Regions from separate parts of the Homo sapiens genome. Here region 1 is linked to region 2. A link is a contact called in ENCODE POLR2A ChIA-PET data. All regions are on one chromosome and are shown on one strand. The core of a region is the stretch at or near the end of the contact, and the rest is flanking DNA. Distances in the headings are between cores, read along the strand shown. Region 1 holds the start of LINC02818 (long intergenic non-protein coding RNA 2818). Region 2 holds the start of FAM163A (family with sequence similarity 163 member A).

Region 1 (4,765 bases), core at 1,758-4,257, 93 kb before region 2:
AGTGCAGTGGTGCAATCTCCCCTCGCTGCAACCTCCGCCTCCCAGGCTCAAGCAATTCTCCTGTCTCAGCCTCCCAAGTAGCTGGGACTATAGGCACAGGCCACAGTGCTGGGCTAAATTTTTCTATTTTTAGTAGAGAAAGGGTTTCATCATGTTGTCCAGGCTGGTCTCAAACCCCTGAGCTCAGGTGATCTGCCTGCCTCGGCCTCCCAAAGTGCTGGGATTACAGGCGTGAACCACCACACCCAGCCTGTGAATGTGGTTTTTTTTTTTTTTTTTTCGAGACGGAGTCTTGCTCTGTCGCCCAGGCTGGAGTGCAGTGGCGCGATCTCGGCTCACTGCAACCTCCACCTCCCGGGTTCATGCCATTCTCCTGCCTCAGCCTCCCGAGCAGCTGGGACTACAGGTGCCCGCCACCACGCCCAGCTAATTTTTTTGTATTTTTAGTAGAGACGGGGTTTCACCGTATTAGCCAGGATGGTCTCGATTTCCTGACCTTGTGATCCACCCACCTCGGCCTCCCAAAGTGCTGGGATTACAGGCGTGAGCCACCGCGCCCGGCCGAATGTGTTTTTTAAGTGTGGATATCCCTTACCTTATGTGTTGGGAGTGGGGGAGGTGGGGGTGTGTTCAGAATTTCTGCCTTAAGATGTTGCCAAACCAGAATTACAGAGCAGAAGCACCTGAATACCCATCTCAGCCCCTCACCCACCTTCTCCCAGCTTCCTGCTCGGCCCACCCCCATCCATACCCAACTAAAACCAAAGGTCTTATTAACACATTTTATAGAAACATTTTCTAACAAATCTGAATTGAATTTTGAAAATCTGAAAGACTTGTTTTTGCAGTTTAGAAAAATAGGAACTTTGGGAGTTACCATATCTTAACATATGAGCTTTCACTGAAAAGAGCTAAAGTCAAGCGATAAGATGAGCCTGAAGGCAAAGAACACAGAATTTCCTAATACTCATTCCACAAACGTCAACAGTAGATTAGCAGCAACGAGATTTTCTTAATGCATAAACTCACCACTAGAGGATATTACATACTAGTGTTCTACCGTACACTAGAACAGGCCTCAATACTGATTAATAAGGGAGTGAGTGGCTATGAATTATTTAGTTGCTGTAGGAATTGTCATTTTAAACAGGATACAATAAAAATGATTTTAAGTCTGAAGTTGCAATTCGAGTCATAGAATGTTTGGTGCAGAAGCAGCTCCATCAAGCTAAACAGAAAAGATCTTAGCTATTGGTCCAAGGTATTATCTACTTTAAGAAAAGGAAATGAGTAGGCAGATCGTATTATGTATATGTTTAGGGCACTCATTACTGTGGAATCTGCCCACATGACTTTAGGGCTCACAGAAGGCCCCCATACACACACTAAAAATGAGACACTAGCCAGGCGTGGTGGCTCACGCCAGTAATCCCAGCACTTTGGGAGGCTGAGGTTTGTGGATCCTTTGAGCCCAGGAGTTTGACACCAGCCTGGCCAGCATGGTAAATCCCTGTCTCTAAAACAAATGCAAAAATTCGCTGAATGTGGTGGCACATGCCTGTAAGTCCCAGCTACTCAGAAGGCTGAGGTGGGAGGATCACCTGACCCTGGGGAGGTGGAGGCTGCAGTGAGCCATGATTGCACCACTGCACTCCAGCCTGGGTGACCGAGTGAGACCCTGTCTTAAAAAAAAGGCCAGGCGCAGTGGCTCATGCCTGTAATCCCAGCACTTTGGGAGGCTGATGTGGGCTGAGCATGAGGTCAGGAGTTCAAGACCAGCCTGGCCAACATGGTGAAACCCCTGCCTCTACTGAAAATACAAAAAGCCAGCCGTGGTGGTGGGTGCCTGTAATCCCAGCTACTCTGGAGGCTGAGGCAGGAGAATTGCTTCAACCCAGGAGATGGAGGTTGCAGTGAGCCGAGATGGCGCCACTGAACCCCAGCCTGGGCAACAAAGCAAGACTCCGTCTCAGGAAAAAAAAAAAGACACTTTGTCTTTTTGACCTATATCTGACACTTTCTAGGATCACTAATTCTTAAGTATACAAATCAATGTTTAAGATAAACCATTAATTCAGTAACATCTTTTATTATCATACTGAGAGGTGACAGCGTGCTGGCAGCCCTCGCAGCCCTCGCTCGCTCTCGGCGCCTCGTCTGCCTGGGCTCCCACTTTGGTGGCACTTGAGGAGCCCTTCAGCCCACCACTGCACTGTGGGAGCCCCTTTCTGGGCTGGCGGAGGCCAGAGCTGGCTCCCTCAGCTTGCAGGGAGGTGTGGAGGGAGAGGCGCGAGCGGGAACTGGGGCTGTGCGCGACAGTTGCTGGCCAGCTGGAGTTCCGGGTGGGCGTGGGCTTGGCGGGCCCCGCACTCGGAGCAGCCGGGCGGCCCTGCCGGCCCCAGGCAATGAGGGGCTTAGCACCCGGGCCAGCGGCTGCGGACGGTGTACTGGGTCCCCCAGCAGTGCCGGCCCACTGGCGCTGCACTCGATTTCTTGCCAGGCCTTAGCTCCCTCCCCGTGGGGCAGGGCTTGGGACCTTCAGCCTGCCATGCCTGAGCCTCCCCCACTCCGTGGGCTCCTGTGCTGCCTGAGCCTCCCCCACTCCGTGGGCTCCTGTGCTGCCTGAGCCTCCCCAACGAGTGCTGCCCTCTGCTCCACGGCGCCCAGTCCCATCAACCACGCAAGGGCTGAGGAGTGCGGGCGCACGGCGTGGGACTGGCAGGCGGCTCCACCTGCGGCCCCGGTGGGGGCTCTACTGGGTGAAGCCAGTTGGGCTCCTGACTCTGGTGGGGGACTTGGAGAACCTTTATGTCAAGCTAGGGGATTGTAAATACACCAATCAGCACTCTGTATCTAGCTCAAGGTTTGTAAACACACCAATCGGCACCCTGTGTCTAGCTCAGGGTTTGTGAATGCACCAATCCACACTCTGTATCTAGCTACTCCAGTGGGGACGTGGAGAACCTTTTTGTCTAGCTCAGGGATTGTAAATGCACCAATCAGCCCCCTGTCAAAACAGACCGCTGGGCTCTCTGTAAAATGGACCAATCAGCAGGATGTAGGTGGGGCCAGATAAGAGAAAAGCAGGCTTCCCGAGCCACCAGTGGCAACCCGTTCGGGTCCCCTTCCACACTGTGGAAGCTTTGTTCTTTCGCTCTTTGCAATAAATCTTGCTGCTGCTCACTCTTTAGGTCCACACTGCCTTTATGAGCTGTAACACTCACTGCAAAGGTCTGCAGCTTCACTCCTGAAGCCAGCAAGACCATGAACCCACGGGGAGGAAGGAACAACTCCAGACGCGCTGCCTTAAGAGCTGTAACACTCACTGCGAAGGTCTGCAGCTTCACTCCTAAGCCAGCGAGACCACGAACCCACCAGAAGGAAGAAACTCCGAACACATGCGAACATCAGAAGGAACAAACTCCGGACGCGCTGCCTTTAAGAACTGTAACGCTCACCGCGAGGGTCCGCGTCTTCATTCTTGAAGTCGGTGAGACCGAGAACCCTCCAATTGCAGACACAATATTACATGAGATGCCGTTTGAAGCTTTCACCTGGAGTTGGCACATCTCTGAAACTCCAAACACATAACAATAATAGGTAAAATATTTCAAGGAAAATTTTAGAAGACAGAGCTAGGCTCAAAAACAAGATGCATCTTTGAGGATCAGAAACAGAATAAAAACTCCCAAGTGGTGAGCAGGGCTGAAGTCGCAGGCCTACTGGACCCTGCATTTGAAGTCAGACAGGCTGCTGGCGGCTTGGAGCTACGAGTTCTCCACGTGAGGCTCACCAGGTTATGTATACAAATTGCTTGTTAGAAGCCCTGCAATATTGGTATTGTTATCTGCAAATATTCAGTGATTAGTTTTCACACAGCCTTTAAAAAAACATCTTGTTTGAATGTCTTATATAAAGTATGCTACAAGTCAGTTTCATAATTTTTTTTTTAGAGATGAGCTCTATGTTGCTCAGGCTGGACTCAAATTCGTGGGCTCAAGTGATCCTCCTGCCTCAGCCTCCTGAATAGCTGGAACTACAGGAGCACAGCCCTGAGCCTAATTTTTTTTTTTTTTTTTTTTTTTTTTTTTGAGACAGAGTCTCGCTCTGTTGCCCAACTAGAGTGCAGTGGCACCATCTCAGCTCACTGCAACTTCCGCCTCCCAGGTTCAAGCGATTCTGCCACCTCAGCCTCCCGAGTAGCTGGGACTACAGACGCATGCCACCATGCCTGGCTAATTTTTTGTATTTTTAGTAGAGACGGGGTTTCACTGTGTTAGCCAGGATGATCTCGATCTCCTGACCTTGTGATCTGCCCGTCTCAGCCTCCCAAAGTACTGGGATTACAGGCCTGGGGCTCTGCATCTGGACAAAGTTGACATTTTTAATACATCTTTACAAAATGTGAAGAATTCCTAATAGGACTTTTTTTTTTTTTTTAAGACTCATAGCCTAAACAAAGTTAAATACAGTTTTTAAAGACTATTCTGTTAAAAGTACCCTAAATAATCATATGAAGATGATAATTATGTCTAATTTTTTGTCTGCTTTGTATTATTTACATTTTAATATGTGGTGTTTGTTTGAAAAATAATCTAATATTTTTCTAAATATATCTCAATGTTAATGACTGCCAATTTATTTCCTTATTTTCAGGTTCATAATAATTTTTGTACATAAACTTTCTTGATCATAAATTATTGCAGCATTTTATTCTTGCAGTAATAACTGTTTATTAAATTGAATGGTAGATTTTTAATGCACA
Region 2 (5,140 bases), core at 1,200-3,699:
ACGAAAAATGGGGAAATAATAGTAATTTTGCAAAACCTTGTGTCTGGCACATAGCAGGTACTTAATAAATGTTAGCAACTTTCATTAATGTTAATAATCACCAGGCCAGATTCTAAACCCCAGGGCACTTTTCACAATGGACAGACCCTGGAATGGCCCTACCAGAGTCAAATGACTTTTTTGTTAAGTGGCCACCCAGAAGATTCCCAACTTCTCCTCTCATCCACCTCAGCCTTGTAAAGTTTGCAGATCAGGAAAATCCCAGCGTGGGCCTCTGGGTGAGGACTGGACTGTGCTGGGGCCAGGCTCCCCTGTTACCAGCTGATGTTTGCACTCAGGCTGAAGCACTCCCTGAACTAAGCCGGGGTCATTTCCAGTTACAGACGGCAAGCTAGAGAAAAAACAGAGATTCTTGGGCCAAACAGGGGGACCTGCTCTCATCTGCACGAGCCCATCTCACCTTGCCTTTCCAGAACAGTATGCCTGATGAGGTCACTGAATGCAGATCTCTAGCCCTGGCAGGGCCGCTGCCGATCTGCCTGATGCCCCAGCAGGACCCTCCGAGAGCCACACATTACTTCCCCTCTGGACGCCAGCATGACCCTGTCTGTACCTGCTGGTTTAGATTCTCTTAGGCATGGGAACTGAAACCTCCCTAGAGAAGGCTAAGAAAATCTGTTTTCAGAGCATGTACCTTTACTGTTCCTTCCCCGGGGTCCACCTCTTTCAGGGTCTGAACGTCTGTTACATGCAAGTATTTCATTAGGGCAGAAGGAAAGCTGCCTTTCCCCTCAGGACACAGACTCCAGCGAATCTTAGGCAAAGCGAACATGCGGGATTGAAGCCCGCAGTTATTGTTTGTCTCCCACACGACATAAAACATGTGTCTGGCTCAGCTGCTAGAGGACCAAGCAGGACACAGACGCAACTGCGCAGACGTCGGTCCTGCCAGCCACGCTGCGGCCCCCTCGGAATCTCAGGATGGGGCCCCCTGGGCGCCCTGGGGGAGGGCCCAGGTGGGCGAAATGACAGGAGAAAGTGCCTGCGGGCCTCCGCCTGCAGGTTGGATGACTGCGTCCCCGTCACGTCAAACTTGCCAGGACTAGCAAACTTCCAGGGCCCCACAGTTCCACTCAGAGGAAAGGAACCCCCAGTGTGACAGGAAAACACGGCTGGTGTGTGTCGGCCAAAGGGCGCTGACCGAGGGAACAGATCTGCACCCCTGACTTCCCTCGCGGCCTTCGGAGCCGCAGAGAACCAGGATGCCACCCACCCAGGGCCCCGGCGCGCGGCTCTCGGCCTCTACCCGCCCCACCCAGGCCAGGCCGGGTGGCGGGGTCCCAGCAGCCCAATGCGGGCCTCGTCCCCACACTGCCTTCTGCTTGCCCGCTCTGCTCTCTGCTTGGCCAGGCCCCCCTCTGGGCCGCGGGGCGGAGGCTTCCGTGTGGCCGGCGCCTTGAGCGCGCAGGGCCCTCTGGAATCGGAGTGCGGTCGCCCGCTCTGGGGCCTCGGGAGCAAGGACACCGCGGCCCCACGGGCACGTCCGGCTTCTCCGTCCTACCCCCGCTGTCCTGGCCCCAGACTCGCTGGCCGAGACGCCGGCTCCCACAGGCCCTGCCGCCTGCATGCCCACGCCGCGCCGCGAAGGCACTTCGCCCTCTTTATTTTGTAAAACTTCGGAAAAATCACCAGCAAACCGAGCCCCGGTCTCAAGGCTGCCCACAGTTGCCGGCACGAATCCGGACTCACTGACCGACGGCGGCGCATTGGCCCAGCAGACCCCGCCGGTCGGCCCCCACCCTACCCGGGTCCCCTGCCCCGGCCTCATGCTCCCCGGGTGGCGGCGGGCGCGAGGCGCAGCAGCAGCAGCGGCGTCCGCGTGAGGTCCGGCCCGGCTGAAAGCGCAGAGAAGCGGGTCGCTGCAGACACGCTGAGTAGAGCGCCTTCGGCACGGCCCGGGGGCAGGGACCCGGCAAGTCCGGCCCCGAGGCGCGAGCACCGCCACCCGCGGTCTGGCCACGAGGCCGGAGATGCCCCCGAGTCGCCGCGCCCCTCGGAGCGAGAGGCCCCTGGCGCGGAGAGGGAGAGCCAGGGCGCAGACCCAGACCCAGTGGGGAACTGCTACGCTGAAGGCGGCGCGGTGGGCAGAGGGAGGCAGCCGGGGCGCGCTTACCCGGGTGTTGAGGCGCCCTCGAAAGTACGCGGTGGCCAGACACATCCCCGCGCGGAGCCCGAGCCCGGCGGCTCCTCAGCCCGCCCGCGCCCCGCCCCGCCCCTCCGCTCGCTCCCCTGCACGATGAGGCCCCGACCCGTTACCGCGGCTGAGCAGCTCCGCTCGGGCAGCGACTCCCGCGTTCGGCTCCCACGGGGTCGCAGCGCGTCCTTCCGGGCGCCAGCGGCTGGGGCGGCACACGTGAGGCTCCGCGGCCTCCCCGGCGCTCCGAGGACTGCCCTGCTCCGGGCGTGGAGCCTCATCGCCCCTCCAGGTGGCCAGGGCTGGGGGCAGGTACCGCGCGACCTGATTGGCGCTGGCCGGAGTCCGGGGAGAATCCCCCGCCAGAGAGGCTGATGCACGCGGGCCAAGTGAAGCCACGCAGTCAAACAGCGCAACGGGCGCCTTCCAAACACCCCTGCTTAGCTCCGCTGCCTTTTTGCCTAAGAAATGTAAACGCGGGAGGCGGGCGCCCTGGGAACGCCTCAGTACAGGGGACTTTGCGCCCTACAGATCGGGTCCAGGACGGAAAATTCGGAGAGCATGAGAATCTTAGGGACCAGGGTGTGTCGCTATCCACTGGAAAGAGACTGCCTCGAGAGCCTCCCGAAGGGCTCCTCTGTGTTCCTATTTCCGGCCCGCACTGTGCCCTGGAAATCCAGGGACACCTGGATGTCCCCGCCGCTGAGGGGTACCCGGGCCTCGTGGCAGGGCGGGATCAGATCAGTCAGGGTGTGATTAGAGCTGTGACGGTGAAGTCTGGCAGGAAGAGGCAGGAAGGGAGAGAAGCAATGCCTCGACACGAGGAGAAACCTGAATGGTGCGCTAGATTTCTTGTCTGAAATCACCTTCTTTTAATGTCTTAAAACTCTAGGAGTTGCTTATGTGCTGTAGCCCAGCCAATAAGTTCTGACATCAGTAATTCAGAGGGTCTGCTGAGAGAACATGACGGCCTGAGAGGGGATAAGCTGTCACTTCTCCGCACTTCCGAAGCATCTCTATATGGAACGTTTACCTGTTCCGGTCTGATCATCTTTCTCTTGATCCTGCTTTCCGATCTTGATTGGACTGAAGACAGCGAGGACAGAGGGGTGGGGTCAACCCGGTTAATGCTCGAGGAGGGAGCGTTCCCACTACATCAACAGTTTTCCTCTCTTCTTAGGCAGGTTAGTTCTGGGGATTCAAGGCAAAGGTGATCAGGGAATCCATTTGAAAAACAAAAACAGAAAACTCCAAAACATTTAAAAACTGTGGACCCTCAGCCTAGGTCCAACTTCTAAAGAAGGGGAGTAAGAAATTTAGCACCTGGAGCAACCTTATTATTCCTAATACACTGTTAAAAAACAAAAATCCCAAGGCAAGCCACCACCTCATCATTCCAGCAAGTCTACTGTTGTTGCAGCACACTCCACTTTTTACTCTAACTCTACTCACAGGTTTTACATTTTGAGCTCAGATTTTCATGTGCCGTCTTTTCTCAGCACAGTTAAGGCTCGTGCCTACATTCTTCCTCATCTCAAAGGCAAAACAATGAAATATGAAGAGGACGTGTGATTTTGTTATAAACTGTAACACAGAAAAGTGAAAACAACGTACCTTCATAGCCTAATGAATCATAAACCAAACACCACCCAGGTCATTGCTACCACCCCAGAGGTTCCCCTGCTCCACCAATTCCCTTCCACAAGTCCTTCCCTTCCCCCTAAAGCAACTATCCTGACTTTATGGTAATTACTTCCTTACGTATCTTTATAGTTTCTACCAATTTGTAATGTATCCCTAACCACTACAGTTTAGTTTTGCTTGGTTTTGAACTTTCTATAAATTGAATAATATTGCATGCATATTTTTGTGTGTGCCTGGCCTCTTCTTCCATTTGGTTGTAAGAGTCATCTACTTTTGTGGCATGTAGTTGTAGTTCATTCATTTTCATTGCTACTTAATATTCCCTTGTATGGACATATCACAATTTCTTTGTCCATTCTGGCACTTTAGATATTTGGGTTTTTCCCATTGGGGCTATTACAAGTGCTATTGCTAATGACATTTTTGTGTATATCTCCTGGTATGCAAGTGCAATCTTTAGGATGTATACCTTGGGGTGAAATTACTGGACTATAGGGTATGCATATATTTAGTTTTATTAGATCATGCCAAATTGTTTTCCAAAGTGGCCACAAAATTTAGACTCCCATCAGAGATGTACGGTAATTGCCATTGCTCCGCATCCTTGCCAAAATATAATATTATTAGACTTCTTATGTTTTGCCAGTCTGGCGGAGATGTAATGGTGTCTCACTGTGATCTTCGTTTCATATCCCTAATTACCAATGAAATTGGGCACTTCTACATATGTTTATAGGCTACTTGAGTTTTCTGTTTTCTGAGTGCCTGTTCAAATGTTTGCCCATTTTTTTGAGCTGACTTTTTCTTATTGATTCATAAAAGCTGTTTATAAAGTCTAGCTGCTACCATGCCTTGGTCAGTTAGAGACTGCAAGTATCTTCTACTCATTTAATGGTATCTTTTGATCAAGAGTCGCTTTTTAAATTAGAACTTTCATTTTGAGATAATTGTAGATTTGTAGGCAATTGTAAGAAATAATACAGAGAGATTGCAAGTACCCTTCACCCAGTTTCCCTCATTGGTAATATCTTGCAAAAACTATAGTAAAATATCATAATTAGGATATTGACATTGACACAGTCAAGATACACAACATTTCCACCACCGCAAGATCCCTCATATTGCCCTTTCGTAGCCACACCTGTTTCCCCTGTGCATCCTTCCCCATCTCTAATCTCTTGAAACCACTTACCTGTTTCCCATTTCCAAAATGTAAAATGGTACATTTTGTGATTTCAAGAATGTTATTTAAATGAAATCATTTGTATCCTTTCGTATCAATATATGTAACCTTTTGAATTT

What was found. ChIA-PET counts read pairs that join two places held with the same protein, here RNA polymerase II (POLR2A).
Region 1: POLR2A ChIA-PET joins it to region 2 with 35 read pairs in PC-9. The contact joins the promoter of LINC02818 here to the promoter of FAM163A in region 2. POLR2A ChIA-PET finds 5 or more read pairs at or near these places in 2 of 52 experiments (PC-9 and activated CD4-positive, alpha-beta T cell).

Annotation. Positions count from the first base shown.
Region 1 is chr1:179,834,830-179,839,594 of GRCh38, reverse strand. LINC02818 (long intergenic non-protein coding RNA 2818) reads left to right here and starts at 3,007. Exons shown (of 3, transcript XR_001738312.3): 1 at 3,007-3,796.
Region 2 is chr1:179,740,600-179,745,739 of GRCh38, reverse strand. It overlaps FAM163A (family with sequence similarity 163 member A), which reads right to left and starts at 2,449. Exons shown (of 5, transcript NM_173509.3): 1 at 2,317-2,449. LOC128071543 (a long non-coding RNA gene) reads right to left here. Exons shown (of 2, transcript NR_138090.2): 2 at 3,043-3,385. RefSeq lists an enhancer at 460-1,152.